Regions from separate parts of the Homo sapiens genome. Here region 2 is linked to region 1. A link is an interaction called in ENCODE POLR2A ChIA-PET data of the cell type or tissue named here. Cell type or tissue: MCF 10A. All regions are shown on one strand.

What was found. ChIA-PET counts read pairs that join two places held together with the same protein. Peaks named below come from ENCODE experiments on the same cell type or tissue, not always from the same donor. Only the 100,000 strongest peaks of a DNase experiment are listed, where the experiment ranks them.
Region 2: POLR2A ChIA-PET joins it to region 1 with 6 read pairs; 2 of 35 experiments call an interaction of 5 or more read pairs at or near these places.

The regions. Positions count from the first base shown.
Region 1 is chr10:93,461,351-93,469,350 of GRCh38, forward strand. The region is part of intron 1 of MYOF (myoferlin); the gene reads right to left. Among named protein-coding and RNA genes, the nearest start is that of MYOF, 17 kb to the right of the region's middle. RefSeq lists an enhancer at 7,964-8,000. In MCF 10A, no CTCF peak of the experiment used is centred here; DNase peaks (open chromatin) are centred at 621, 4,601, 5,191, 7,351 and 2 weaker places.
Region 2 is chr10:94,405,582-94,413,581 of GRCh38, forward strand. The region is part of intron 1 of TBC1D12 (TBC1 domain family member 12); the gene reads left to right. Among named protein-coding and RNA genes, the nearest start is that of TBC1D12, 7.0 kb to the left of the region's middle. In MCF 10A, no CTCF peak of the experiment used is centred here; no DNase peak of the experiment used is centred here.

The DNA of each region.
Region 1 (8,000 bases):
ACACAAAAATACCCAAGACATGGTTCCTGCCCTCAGGGGGTCTAGTGGGGAGAGGAAATGTGGCTATACGGGACTGATAGAGAAAGGACTTCAGTTGCTATCAGAGGGGTATCAATGCACAGAAAAATTCAGAGGAAAGAAAGGTGACTTCAGGCTGTGTGCACAGAAGATGCAGAGGCTGAGCTAGATGAGAATTCAAGGGCAAGGAGGGGTTGAAAATGTGGAGCCAGAAGACGAGCTCACTCCAGTAGACACAATAGGGTGGGTGGATCAGGCATGGAGGAGGGAGAACCAGTTATGTCACATCTGGGGACACTCCAGGACCCAACCAGCTGGAACCAAAGAGCATAGAACTGGGTAGGGGGCAAACGGGCTTTGTGGGAAGGTTATGGTCTCACTGTGAAGCCTCAAGTACCAGGCTAAGCTTCATTTGGCTGATATAAGTACTTAAAGGAGGAGGGTATTAGAAACTGGATTTTATAACTTCAAAATTTTATAACTCATGAGAAAAACCAAGTGGCCCAACAATTCTCCCAATGCATGTTCCTGAACACATGATTCAATTGTGTGTTGAAAACAAAGGGGAGTGGCTGAGTCCAGGCAGATGCCAGTTGACCACAGACCAGGTGGAGCTATTCAACCAGAACTTCCTGCAGCTCCTGGCACTCATTGTGTGAGGTTGATGCTAATGGCATTACCTCTAGGGGATGCTCACTGCAGGCTGGGCATTGCTAAGCCCCCCACCTTTTTTTTTTTTTGAGTTAGAGTCTCACTGTGTTGCCCAGGCTGGAGTGCAATGGCACGCTCTTTGCTCACTACAATCTCTCTCCTGCCTCAGCCTCCTGAGTAGCTAGGATTACAGGTGTGTGCCACCACACCCAGCTAATTTTTATATTTTTAGTAAAGACAGGGTTTCCCCATGTTGGCCAGGCTAGTCTCGAACTCCTGACCTCAAGTGATCCGCTCACCTCGGCCTCCCAAAGTGCTGGGATTACAGGCGTGAGACACCGTGCCCGGCCTGCTAAGCCCTTTACATGCATCATTTCATTGAATCCTCCTGGCAAGCCTATGACGTAGGCACTGTTTTATTATCCTCAGTTTGCAGAGAAGCAAAGAGAGCCCAGAATGGTTAGGTAACTTGCTCAAGATCACAGGGCTAGGACGAAGCCCTCTAACCAGGTCTAGTATGACTCCTGAGCCCATGCATTTAACCACTGCACCTCCCATTTCCCTAGCTAATAAGGAAAAACTAAGTGGCTGGCATTGGCTCCTACCCTTCTGGAGAAACCCAGCTCAATCTCTTTCAAGAAGGAGGCTCTGATGTTTATCAAAATGTGTATATGTTACATTTTATTGAAAACCTATTCTCACACATAAACACATCAGGCAAAAAAAAAAAAAGTAGATAAATTATTTTTCTTATCAGCAGCCAGTCACATATTTATATTAGTCAATTATTTTATTCTACCTCTGTAAAAATAAAAAAAAAAGGTTAAACCTGCAGGCACTGAACATCAAATTGAATTACAGGAAACTCCCTCCCCTTTCTCCACATTACCTACCCCCCAACCTGGCTCCTGCGTCTAATTTTATTAAGATGACTGTTTCTTCCTATGGAAAGCAATAAAATATTTTCAGCTCAGAACATAACAACTGACTCAAATGCAGAGCACACTCTGAGTGTGCTCAAGGGCTCAAGTCGTTCTTCAGGACATTTCCTGTTTTCCGATTAGCTACGCCTGCCTCTCACTCAGTTCTGCGGAGGTCACCACTGCAGTAATTAACCCCAATGCCAGCCTCCAAACAAGGTTTCCGGGAGAACTGAACAGCTCTCTTAGCCAAACCACCCGCCCTCTTGCGCGGAACCATTTCCTTTGCTGTTCACCTACCAGCCAGTGTGTCAGAACCTTATTGAAAAGGCCTGGCCCAGTGCGGTGCTTATACCTGTAATCCCAACATTTTGGAAGGCCAAGGCCAGAGGATCGCTTGAGTCCAGGAGTTCAAGACCAGCCTGGGCAACATAGTGAGACTTCGTCTCTACAAATTTTTTTTTTTTTTTTTTTTTTTGAGAGGGAGTCTCACTCTGTCGCCCAGGATCTAGTGCAGTGGTGCAATCTTGGCTCATTGCAACATCCGCCTCCTGTGTTCAAGTGATTCTCCTGCCTCAGCCTGCCGAGTAGCTGAGATTACAGGTGCCCACCACCATGCCCGGCTAATTTTTGTATTTTAGTAGAGATGGGGGTTTCACCATTTTGGTCAGGCTGGTCTCAAACTCCTGACCTCAAATGATCCACCCGTCTCGGCCTCCCAAAGTGCTGCAATTACAGGCGTGAGGCACCACACCCGGCCCATCTCTACAAAATATTTAAAAATTAACCAGGCATACTGGCATGCACCAATAGTCCCAGCTACTCAGGAGGCTGAGGTGGGAGGATTGCTTGAGCTTGGGAGGTCAAGGCTGCAGTGGCCACACCCCTGCACTTCATCCTGGGTGTTAGAGCAAGACCCTGTCTCAAAAAAAAAAAAAAAAAAAAAAGGCCTGAAAGACATCAGGACTCCTGAGACTGGCTTGCTACATCTGTGCCGGTGGTCAGCTGCGCTGGTTCATTTTAATGTCAAGTTGGCTAGGCTATGGTGGTGTCTAATTGTTTGGTCAAACATAAGTCCAGATGTTGCTGTCGAGGTATTTTGTAGATGTGATAAACATTTACACTCAGTTGACTTTAAGTAAAGCAAAATTACCCTCTATAATTTAGATGGGCCTCATCCAAACAGTTGAAGGTCTTAAAAGCAAAAACTGGTTTCCTGGAGAAGAAATTCTGCCTCTAGACTCTAACATAGAAACCCTGCCTGAGTTTTCTAAGCTGTGGAATTCAGACTAGAGATTGCAACATCAACTCTTACATGAATTTCCAGCTTGCTGGCCCGCCCTGCAAATTTCAGACTTGCTAGCCCCCACAACTGCATAAGCCAGTTCCTTAAAATCTCTCTTTCTGTCTCTGCACAAACACATGCACACACATCCCATTGCTTCTGCTGCTCTGGAGAATCCTGACTAGTCCAACCAATAACACCAGGTGCCCACGGAAGTAACACGATGGTAACACATTTGAAATGCTTCCAAATACACACCGTCTCACTGATCCTAAAAATCCTGCAGGGAAAAGCACAGATGTCGGCCCAGCCCCTCTGACTGAACTTTCATATCTGTGACTTCTCTTCCTTTGAGCTGTTATCTTAGGAAAATATAAGGCTGAACCCCCAAGCTCAGAGTCCCTCATATATAAACTGATGCATTCAGACGAGATATATAATCTCTAAGTTTTCCCCCAGACTTATGGTACATAACCTTTATGATGTGCCCCCCAAGTCCTGAACGGTTAGATTGCTGTGTCTTTCTGAAATGGCCTCAGGAAAAGTTAGGGTGCTGTCTACAAAAGCTCCCTAAGTAACTCAGCTCTTCGGTAGACAAAATAGAACAACAAGATCTCTAGGTTCAGCCAAGAGTCTACATTTGATCTCCCATTCAGAAGTACTTCTTCCCCTTTTCTAGGTCTCTGGGTCATGCCTCCTTTCTTTTGAGATATATAAAGCCCCATATGAATTCATCTGCCATTTTGCCTAACATTTCACACACCCCTGAACCACACCCATACATGGCTAGCACTTATTATTAAGTGCTCTGAACTGAGTCACTGTTCCCAGTACTTCCCATGGATTCTCTCACTTAATCTTCACAACTCTAACAGATAAATTCTATTATGATCATTCCCAGTTACAGAGGAAGAAACCAAGACACAGAGAGGTTAAGCAACTTATTAGAGGTCATACAGCTAGTAAGTGATGGAGCTGGGATTCAAACCCCGGTCGAAAGAGACAAAAAGCAATTAGTTTCCAAAGTTGGAGGATTAAGACAAGAGGGTGATGCCTTGAAGGCTGAGACTATGTATTATTAATATTGTTATTCCCCCCACAACGCTTACTACATAGTAATTTCTCCATGACGGAGTAAATTGGACTTCATAAGTTCATATAAGTGTGATTACTAGGCGGCTTTAATGATTAAATGAAAGAATGAATACAAAGTGCCCAGCCCAGGGCCTGGCACACAGTAAGCACTAAACAAATGAGAGCTATCAGATGATTTCTTTCTTTTTCTTTTCTTTTTTCTTTCTTTTTTTTCTTTTCTTTTTTTTTTTTTTTGAGATGACTGGAGTGCAGTGGCACAATCTCGGCTCACTGCAACCTCCACCTCCTGGATTCAAGCCATTCACCTGCCTCAGCCTCCCAAGTAGTTGGGACTGTAGGCATGTGCCACCATGCCCATCTACTTTTTGTATGTTGAGTAGAGATGGGGTTTTACCATGTTGGCCAGGCTGGTCTCGAACTCCTGACGTCAGGTGATCCGCCCACCTCCGCCTCCCAAAGTGCTGGGATTACAGGCGTGAGCCACCGCACACAGCTAGATGATTTCTTATTACAGCACCAGGGCAGCCTCCTTGCATCCCCCCAGGGAGTTCCCAGGCTGTGGAGCTCCGGAGGGCAGGGCCCCTGTGACTGGAGGAAGTGCCCTGTGAGGCTGGGACCGCCCTGGTGGAATATTTCTTCCACGTGGCTCCATTCCAGGCTTCTGAGTTTCCCTGGGGCAGCTGGCATGTGAGCAGTGACTGCTCCTCTCTGGCAGGCAGCCTGGCAGCCTCCAGGAGCTGGCTAATTTCTACTATCAACAAGGGGCAGAGAAGTTTCTGAGAAGGGCTGGCAGAAACGCCTCCACCCTGGGGACTTGAGAGACACCTGGGGGAGCACAGGGACACAGGGCCCATCAGGTGGACCCCTCTCCAGGAGTGTCTCTGACTTTGGCTTTCCAACCTTGGCTGCCCTATCGTTCCAGGAAGATGCTGCCAAACAGGTTCTAGGAGAAAGGCATTTTGGGCAAGTGGCAACAGGATACAAAGCGAGGCTGTTTGGGACATTTCTGAAACAGTCACTGATATCACTGATAAACAGAAATGCCCCAGCAAAAAGGCAGGAGGGGTGACTGCTCCCCTCTCCACACCCAGTGCCCCACTGGCCTCTGGGAATGACCTTTCAGATGTACAGGCTCTTGAATCAAACCCACATTTTCCAAGGGAGCTGCAGTGAAGTCCAGTCCATTTGAATGACTCAGCCAGAATCTGCTTCCTAAAAGCTGATGCTGGGGCGTGGTCATGTCCCAGCTCTGCTCACTGCCAGGGCTGCTGGGAAGGGCTCCCAGGAGGGCCAGGCACCTGGCTTGACTGCCTTGGTGTTTGTGTTGTGTGCTGGGCATATTAAACACATTCACGTCTGTTCCCTACAAGGGAGGCTGGGCGCAGTGCTCACACCTGTAATCCCAGCACTTTGGGAGGCCAGAGGTGGGAGATGGCTTGAGTCCAGGAGTTTGAGACCTGCCTGGGAAACATAATGAGACTCCATCTCTACAAAAAATTTAAAAATTAGCCTGGCATGGTGGCTTGCACCTGTGGTCCCAATTACTCACTTAGGAGGCTGAGGTGGGAGGATCACTTGAGCCCTAGAGATCAAGGCTGCAGTGGGCCGTGATCAGGCCACTGCACTCCAGCCTGGGTGACAGAGCAAGACCCTATCTCAAACAAACAAGCAAACAAACAAACAACAACAACAAAAATAGGAGATATGAGTATGCTCATTTTACAGATAAGGAAACTGAGGATCAGGGTTGTTAACTGACTTGCCCGAGATCATAGAGCCAGTAAGTGGCAGAGCTGAGCTTCAGACCCAAGTCAGCCTTGTTTCCAAACCTGTGCTCTTTTTTTTTAAATTTTATTATTATTATACTTTAAGTTTTAGGGTACATGTGCACAATATGCAGGTTTGTTACATATGTATACAAGTGCCATGTTGGTGTGCTGCACCCATTAACTCGTCATTTAACATTAGGTATATCTCCTAATGCTATCCCTCCCCCCTCCCCCGACCCCACAACAGTCGCCAGAGTGTGATGTTCCCCTTCCTGTGTCCATGTGTTCTCATTGTTCAGTTCCCACCTATGAGTGAGAACATGCAGTGTTTGGTTTTTTTGTCCTTGCGATAGTTTGCTGAGAATGATTAAAAAGTCAGGAAACAACAGGTGCTGGAGAGGATGTGGAGAAATAGGAACACTTTTACACTGTTGGTGGGACTGTAAACTAGTTCAACCATTGTGGAAGTCAGTATGGCAATTCCTCAGGGATCTAGAACTAGAAATACCATTTGACCCAGCCATCCCATTACTGGGTATATACCCAAAGGATTATAAATCATGCTGCTATAAAGACACATGCACACGTATGTTTATTGCGGCACTATTCACAATGGCAAAGACTTGGAACCAACCCAAATGTCCAACAACGATAGACTGGATTAAGAAAATGTGGCACATATATGCCATGGAATACTATGCAGCCATAAAAAATGATGAGTTCATGTCCTTTGTAGGGACATGGATGAAACTGGAAACCATCATTCTCAGCAAACCTGTGCTCTTAACTGCCACTGCAGGCAGAGGGTGCCAGGCGACCTGTCACTTTTTCAGACCTTCCAGTGGTGTGAACTTGGTCTACTTACTCCAGCTCTTCATATCTAGACTTCTTCATTAATAAAGATTGGTATCTAATGCCCAGGAATAATTCCTACCAACTATAGGGTTTACCATCTGCCAGGCACTCTTCTAAGGGCTTTGTAAATGTTACCTATTATTATTATGATCCTTATTCAAGGCACAAGAAAGTTAAGTAGCTTGTCCAGGATTACCTGCTAGTAAGAAACAAAGCCAGAATTTGAATATAGGTCTTCTGGCTCTGGAGCCACTCAACCTCTCTGGCTTCTGACTAGTATATTTCACATAATTTGCTAGAGAATGAATTAAGTCTCAAGTACTCAGCAAATACATTTCAAACCCAGCTGAGGAGGTAGGGCCTACAGTGCCTCTTAAGTCCCGAGTGTCCTCTAAAAAGGGGATACAAAAGCCCACCTGGTAGAATTGCAGCAAGGATCAAATGAGAAAGCATACCCATGCCCAAGACACAGGGGACATTACCAGGTGTTGGAATCAGAACTATCAACTGCTTCCTTCAGGCAAGCTTTGGGAGGATCCAGTCCTCTGTCCTTCCTCGCTCCAAGAGATGGTATCAAGAGAAAATAAAATAGTCACTTAAAACAACCTTGAAAACAAATGCAAAGCGCGGAGTGAAAAATCTTGATAATTAGATCCTATCCCTCCCAGGCCAAGAATTTCCAGTTGAATTTAACCTCAGCTTCAGACCCTGGTGTCTCATCATTAGTCATCTCTTTCACTGGAATTTTGGGCCCTGCCAGCAGTTTAATCTACTTTCCTCAACCCTCCTTCCTATGCTGTGCATGGCTTTCACCTCTGGGCGCTTTAGCAAGCTGGGCTGGTTGTTTGCTGCAGATCAGAGGGAGAGCTGGGAGTCAGGAGTGTTTGTGAGCTGTTGTTTGTCAGTGGGGCCTGGGACAAGGACAGAGGGTGGAATTAAAATGAGAAGACGCCAAGCACAAAGAAAACCAACCATATATGAAGCAGTGGGAAAAAGCAAAGGACCAAGCATCCCAAGACCCAGCTTCTAGTCCTTCCCTGCCTCTTTCTGGCTACACAGCTTTGGCCTCCCTTGATATCTGAGTCTAAATATCTTCATCTGCACAATCGGTATGAATATCTGCCTTCAGCACCTGCTTGTGTTGTTGTGGAGAACAGATAAGATTATACCCATGAGCCAGGTATGGTGGCTCACGCCCATAATCCCAGCATTTTGGGAGGCCGAGGTGGGTGGATCGCTTGAGGTCAGGAGTTCGAGGCCAGCCTGGCCAACTTGGTGAAACCCTGTCTCTATTAACAACACAAAAAATTAGCCGGGCATGGTGGTGCACTCCTGTAGTCCCAGCTACTTGGGAGGCTGAGGCAGGAGAATTACTTGAGCCTGGGAGGCAGAGGTTGCAGTGAGCCA
Region 2 (8,000 bases), 940 kb after region 1:
GGTCATATCTATCTTGGTCATGTTTTGAGGTCAGATGTCAGGCAATTTTAGATCTGGGAGGGGCTTTGGAGATAACAAATTCAACTAGTATACTCTTGAGTTCTTGCTCTCTGCCATGCATTGTGAATAGAGATGATTTAGAAAACTGTCCCTTACCTGCAGGTGGGGTGCAGGCTAATGGGGATTAAGTTTGAAGACAGATGCATATATATACATTGCAATTTCTGAACATTTTTTTTTTTTTTTGAGATGGAGTTTCCCTCTTTTGCCCAGGCTGGAGTGAAGTGGTGCCATCTTGGCTCACTGCAACCTCTGCCCCCCTGGGTTCAAGTGATTCTCCTGCCTCAGCCTCCCAAGTAGCTGGGATTACAGGCACCCGCCACCACGCCTGGCTAATTTTTGTATTTTTGGTAGAGACCAGGTTTCACCATGTTGGCCAGGCTGGTCTTGAACTCCTGACCTCAGGTGATCCACCCGCCTCAGCCTCTCAAAGTGCTGGGATTACAGGTGTGAACCACTGCCCCAGCCAACAATGTTATTTATAGGAGGCTTTCATATTATTAACAGTAGGCAGGAATTTTATTTTTTCTTTCATTTCCCATGTGTTTTAAGTAGGCAGGAATTTTGATTTAATTTGTAAATTTTTTTTACTTATAGACTAATAGAACTTAATATAGCTAGATGACATTCATATGGCCACATTATTCATATGTGTCAGAGCACTGGATTTGAAGTCAGAAAACAGGTGCCCTAAAGTTAATTTCTCTAAGCCTCATTTTTCCTGATAGAGGTCTGAATGTCAAGACTCTAGGAGTCAGTGCTTCCTTTATATGACATTCTTGGGAAAGAAAGGGCAGAGTCAGAGAGGCACAGTTTTTCTTAAATGAATTCTGAACACCTTAAAGGCAGGAACTGTGACATTCATCTCTGAATCTATAATACCTAGCCACTGGTATGAAGAACACCATTCAGATTGGGTTGAATAGGTAGCTTTCATGGATTCCCTTTTACTGTGCTCTAGCTAGGTAGTGTAATTTTGAGCAGAATCTCCATCCTCAGTGAAAATAATCAGAAATTACCCCTGTCTCACAACACAACCCAAGAGATCCAACCCTACCCCTAAATGCATAGTTGCTATTCTCAACTCTGAAGCTCCAGGTGAGGGCTCTCTTTGGAAGTGGCTTGTTTGGGATGGAATCTTGTTCTTGGGTGCAACCCTTACTCCCACTTCATTTTTTTAGATGAGGAATCTCATTGTCTAAAGAAGGTAATTTAGTTAGCTAGTGGCATGCTGGGATTTGAAACCAGGATTCCTGATTTCCCAATCCATGTTTATGTTCAGTCTACAACCTTTGTTCACTTTATGGCTCTTTTCTCTCCCACCTATTTATCCTCCATGCTTTCCTTCTTCTTCCCTTCCCACTTCGTTCTTCTCTTTCCCTTAATTAGGCAAAAATCTATACGAGAAACCTTAAAAAAAAAACAGTTTTATGTTTACTTAAGTAAAGAGGGGGGAGCATTTTACACAATGTATCTATTACTACATAGTATTATGTTAAGACACATCATTTTGGTAGATATATAGGAAAAACAGGAATTCATTTAGAATATGACTGCTTTCATTTGGAGGGCCTTAGTGGTCATCTCCCACTTTCCTTCCCTTCCACATGAGGTGAGTTCTATTTCAGTCCCTACTGGGGGCTTGCTTCAGCTTCACATGGACACCTTTCTGTGTTTATGGTGACTTGGCTGTCAGAGCCCTAAAAGTAACATTCCCTCAGATCCTTGACCCTTTCCTGTCTATAAAAATTGAAATGCAGCTGGGCGCAGTGGCTCACGCCTGTAATCCCAACACTTTGGGAGGCTGAGGCGGGTGGATCACCTGAGGTCAAGAGTTCGAGACCAGCCTGGCCAATGTGGCGAAACCCTGTCTCTACTACAAATACAAAAAAATTAGCTGGGCGTGGTGGTGGGTGCCTGTAATCCCAGCTACTAAGGAGGCTGAGGTAGGAGAATTGCTAGAACCCTGGGGGGAGGTTGCAGTGAGCTGAGATCGTGGCACTGCACTCCAGCCTGGGTGACAGATTCCGTCTCAAAAAAAAAAAAAAGTTGAAATGCTAGATGGGTACCACTCAGCAGTAAGGAGGAGTGAAAGCTTTTTTGAAGTCTTTTGTGTTTCCAAGCTTGCCTTAATTCCCCAAAGATCCATTTGTTACTCTTTTTAAAAAATAGTTCTAAGCTGGGCATGGTAGCGTATGCCTGTAGTCCCAGCTACTCTGGAGGCTGAAACAGGAGGATTGCCTGAGTCCAAGAGTTCAAGGCTGCAGTGAGCCATGATTGAGTCACTGCACTCTAGCCTGGGTGACAGAGTGAGACCATGTCTCTTAAAAAAAGTTCTAAACCGTTTTTGTGGGTTCTTCAAGTAAATTCATGTCTTGTTTTCTAAGTAGAATGGTTTATTTTTTACATAGATAGACTCTTTCATAGTTTTCTGTTTGTTTGTTTTTAGGCCATTTAATAGTTTTGAAGCTTGTTAGGATTGCATTGGCATAGTTACTGTTTTTAAAAACATAGACACTTATCTGTGTTTCCTGGTAGTGCTGATTTTTTTTCCCAAGTCTTTATATGAATTTGGTGAATAAAGGGCATTGCTAAGGTAGGGAAGGAATAATTGGAGATTTTTTTCCCTTTATCTGAAAAGAAAATTGACTTTATAGATTTTGAAACATACAGATCCATGTGGCTTTCTCTGTAGTTGTTGACTTCTGAAACTTCCTAAATATTGTGGCAAAAGCTATTTTCACAGAGCTCTTTTTACAATGGTTGGGTTGAGTAGGAAAAACTAAAGGCTCTTTTAGTGATTTCTTTTTACATCTAGATAGTCTCCATTCTCCCTAATATGAAAACCAATGAAGTTTTTTTGTTTTTATTAAATATGACATGGAAAAATCTAAATTCCTATAGGTATAGTTTTTTCTTAATTTAAGGTTCTCAGAAACAACAAAGTCAGCCACGTCCTTTTTTCCACCTAGAATTTGTGCTAGTTGACAAAATCATAATTCATCCATCTGACTGAGCCATCATAAACATCTCTGTCCTATAAGTCTCCCTTACTTGTTCCATAGTGCCTCCACCAGTCAACTAAAATAAAAAACGACAGTTTCAAAGTGAGTTTCTCAAAAAAAATTCCTTTCTCAAATCACTAAAGAAAAGGCAAAATATGAAACTTCTGATGTTTTAAAAGATTTTAAAAGCTCCCCAAAGTGGGCAGCTTTTTAATACTCTGATATAATTATTTACAAGGAGAATGAAGGAAGAATCTATTGAATTCAAACCTGTTTTGTTCAGGATCAACTGTGCTACTATAATTAATGTTTAAAATTTTAGGAAAACTGAAAATAATACGTAATTAATTGCTCTAGAATAAACACAAAAGTCTATTAGGATTTTAGAATGTTGTGAAGCTACCATTATGTTAAATTGGGGAGCTAGCTCAAGAGCCTTTTATATCTTTTCCCTGTGTGTCACTCCTTCCCCTACCTCAGATCCCGTATTTTCTTTTAAAAACCCCCCAAAAAACAACACTCTAGGGACCTACACTAAAGCACCGGAAATCCAGCATTGGTTCAGGACTTCAACTTAGGAATTTGTGGCTTTCATTCAGCTGGCAGATTAGAGATGTGATAACCTGAATACAAATTAGGTAGAACGTATTCAGAAACTCTGATTTTTGTGGAAGTAAGATAATTTAAGCACTCAAACATATTACTTTGAAGTGCTAAATTAAATTAACTTTTTTTTTTTTTTTTTTTTGAGACAGGATCTCATTCTGTCATCCAGGCTTGGAATGCGGTGGCACGGCTCACTGCAGCCTCAGACTCCTGGGCTCAATTGATCCTTTCAGCTCAGCCTCCCAAGTAGCTGAGACTACAGGCATGCACCACTACGACCTGCTAATTTTGTTTTGTATTTTTTATAGAGACAGGGTTTTGCCATGTTTCTCAGATTGGTCTCAAACTCCTGGGCTCAAGTGATCTGCCCGCTTTGGCCTTTTAAAGTGCTAGGATTATAGGCATGAGCTACGCATCTGGCCAAATTAACATTTTTTACTACACACTTGTAAGCAAAGCAGACTATTATTATAATACTAACTTGGAGTTACTTGTTTGATAGAAATCTCTACATTATCCAAAATGGCCATAGAGATTAATTTTTAATTTTTAAAATCTTTTATTTTTAAATAGTTTTAGATTTGTAGAAAAGTTGCAAAGGTAATACCAAGAGTTTCCACACCCCTCCCCCAGTTCCCCTTTGGTTAACATCACCTTATATTTATGGTACATTTGTCACAACTAAGGAACTAACATTTGTACAATGTTATTAATTAAACTTCACATTTTATTCATTATAGAGATTTTGACTAAAAGGTTTTTATTTGGGGAGTGGTTGTGTTACTTTTAAGTGAAAGTTTTTACTTTTAAGTTTTTAGATCTTTTAAGTGGAAGGAACTTCTATGATCACCTTATTCATGCCTTAATACTCCATGGAAAGCCAATGATGCTGTTGACAGATAAATAATCTTTTATTTGCTAGATATGATCTAACAAGATGGTATTAATTTAATATTGGAAATGAGTTATGCATGGTAACTCATTGTTTAACCTAGAACAATGATATTCAAAGCTTTTCACTGCACACTATTTAGGGGCAGTATTTACAAGATTTAAAAACCAGTACCTGTTTGCCTCTGGGAAAAAATATGAAAGTGTATCTTAGTTCTACATAATTTCACAGTTTTCTAAAATTATTTTCATATGTGTTTTTTTTCTTTTCTTTTGTTTCAGAGATGAGGTCTCACCATGTTGCCCAGGCTGGTGTCGAACTCCTGAGCTCAGGTGATCTGCTCACCTCTGCCTCCCAAAGTGCTGGGATTGCAGGTGTGAGCCATCGTGCCCAGCCACAGTTTTTTTTTGGTTGTTGTTCTTGACATATTACTGTGACCTAGGAAGGGTAGGGTTTATTTTTATTTTACAGTTATTTGTCCAAAGTCAGATAGCTAATTAATGTAAGAATTACAACTAGACTGTAGATCTGTTCCTAGGGCTTGAAGCTAATACACTGATTTCTATGAATTATAAATTTAAGAGCAAAAACTTAGCTTTTGGTGTAGTGAAAATACAATGCCTGAGAGATAAGTAACTTGGTTTTTGTCCTAGGTAACAACTTCTGCCATTAAATAATTCTGTTACCTTGGACAAATCACTAAATTTCTGGACTTCGGTTTCCTTATCTATGAAATTGGGAGATTCAGAGTCCCTTCAGTTCTAATATCATGGTATTATAATACACAATTCTGTTGCACACACAGTAGTGGACCACAAATATTTACTGGTTAAATACTACAAATGTGAACTGAGTTAAAGAGAAAGCTGAAAAAAAACAGAATTTTTTTTTCCCTCTGTAAAATGAGAGGCATGCCAGAGATAGGACTATTCCTTTCAACTCTAAATTCCACCTTTAATGTTTCTTTTAGCAAAGGTCTAACTCTGCCTTAGGGTAATCATGATAGAAATATCAGTGATCTTTGTTTAGTTTTTCATGTGAAGATGGCACAGTGCATCAGCTCTTCTTTCTTTTCTGTAGCAAATTCTAGATCTATTTTTTCTTATTTCTTTGAGGTGGGGAGGAGTAGTGAGAGAGAGAATGGGGTAATAAGTACATTTTAGTTAATCAATTAACTGGAATTTAAGCCTTTAACTTCCAGACCATGAGTTATTTCATGAAGGTTGCCACTGTAGCACTTTGATGAACTAGTGCAGTTGTTTGTAGCTTTTGGTATATTCAAAATCACCTGAAAGCACCCAGATATAGTGGCTCATGCCTGCAATCCCAGCACGTTGGGAAGCTGAGGCAGGAGATTTGCTTGAGGCCAGGAGTTCCAGCCTGGGCAGCATAGCAAGACCCCATCTCATTTTATTTAAAAAAATTTAAAAATCACCTAAAAACACATTTAAAAAATTAGATTCTCTAATTCACAGCCTCCGCCTAGTCAGATTCAGGAGACCTATTATTTGGCTGGTGAATTTGCATTTTTAGAAAGTTGCGTGGTTGGGCCCAGTGGCTCATGCCTGCATTCGGAGCCCAAGGTGGGGGGACTGCTTCAGCCAAGGAGTTCAAGGCTGCCTAGGCAACATAGTGAGAGGCTGTCTCTTCAAAAAATAAAAAAACTAGCTGGGCATGGTTGTGTGCACCTGTAGCCACAGTTACTCGGGAGGCTGAAGTGGGAGGATCACTTGAGCCAGCGAGGTCGGGGCTGCAGTGAGCTATGGTCACACCACTGCCTTCCTGCCTGGATGGCAGAGTGAGACTGTCTCCAAAAAAAAAGAGAAAATTGCTCACAGTTGATTCAGATTGTCAACTAGGTTTTAGTGAATTGCTTAATCCTAGGTGGCATCTTCAAATTACAGGATGGTATGGTGCTTAAAAATGCTGGTTCTAAAGTTAGGCTGCTTGGGTTTGAATTAGCTTACTAGCTCTTTAATTCTGGACTTCTCTGGATCTTAGGCAACTCATCCATAAAATGGGGATAATAATAATGCCTAATTCATGGGATTGCCATGAGGGTTAAATAATATTTTACATTCTTTGTTTTAACTATGTGGCATATAGTGAAGATTCAAATGTTATTATTCAGACAGTAGCAAGACTACTATAACACCTTCCTCAGCTTCACCACTGAAATCCACTGATTTGAAGAAAGGAAGATACTGGATGAATTTTTGTGTCCTGTCTGGGGAAACGTTACACAATTTGTGCAGAAGAAGATTTTTAAACATAATTTATACATGGGATTGGATGGATGTTAAAATAGATTCTGATGTAGTGATATGACATTTCCCGAAGTCTTGAAGCTTTGACTAAAAAGCAAATCTGAGAAGGAACCGAAAGGAATGCTGAGAAAGATTAAAATATTTGTATCTTTTATTGTCTTAAGGAACTTTTATAGACAGGCAAAGCCAATTTTTTAGTTTAAGTCCATGAAATGTTTAACTTGGCTTACTCATGCATTTCATACTTAGTATGTTGTGGTAGGAAGGTTTTGGGAAAGAGTGGAAACATTTGGAGATTTTGAGACGATACATCTGTTATCCATCTCTAAATGTATGCAGAAAGGCAAAGTGTGTCCTTTTTGAGACAGCTTTTTTCTCCCTAGGAACTCTGTTAGCTACACTATGAGTTATCTTCAGATAGTTATGGCTGATAGTTGCTTGGACCCTACTACAGTGATTCTTAAATTTAGTGTTTAAAATTACTTGGAAGGGGGAGGGTTGTTAAGAATGCAGATTCCTTGAGACCCAAGTAGATCCTGGGTGGGGTCCACCAGGAATCCAACTTTTTAAAAAGACCCCCAGGTGATTCTGATGCAGGCGATTCCCCGACTATAACCACTGAAATACTGGGCTGGTTAATAGGCAGGTCTCCTCAGGTAGTGACTGAAAGTACAACACACCTTTATAGCTCACATTGCTTTACTGATTTAAAATTGGGTCATATTCAGGTACTATGTAATTGATGAGTATAAACAGAGGTGTATAATAGAGAACAGATTCAAAATACAAATCTTTAAGTACTTTGCTAGCCTTTACTTGGATGAGAAATTATTTCGGACAAATTCATTCTTGGCTTCCTTTTTATTAATGGGAAAAATCTTTTATTTTCATTTTATGCTGTTTAGATAGCCATGCTTGCCTGTCTTGTGAAAAGCTTTAACTTGTAAGATTTTCCTCAGGTCTACTCAGTTTGTTGGCATACCTTTACCTTTCTTATAGCCTATGAAAAAAGTGTTATTTTTCCTTCCTTCTGCTGCTATTTGTAATTCTTTTCCGTGCCTTTAAGAAGAAATCCTGCACACTGCACATGGTTTTCTCCCCTCCAACATTTGCTGCTTCAGCCTTTCTTATGCTTCTTATTTCTGTGGCCAAAATAAGAAAGAGAGGGAA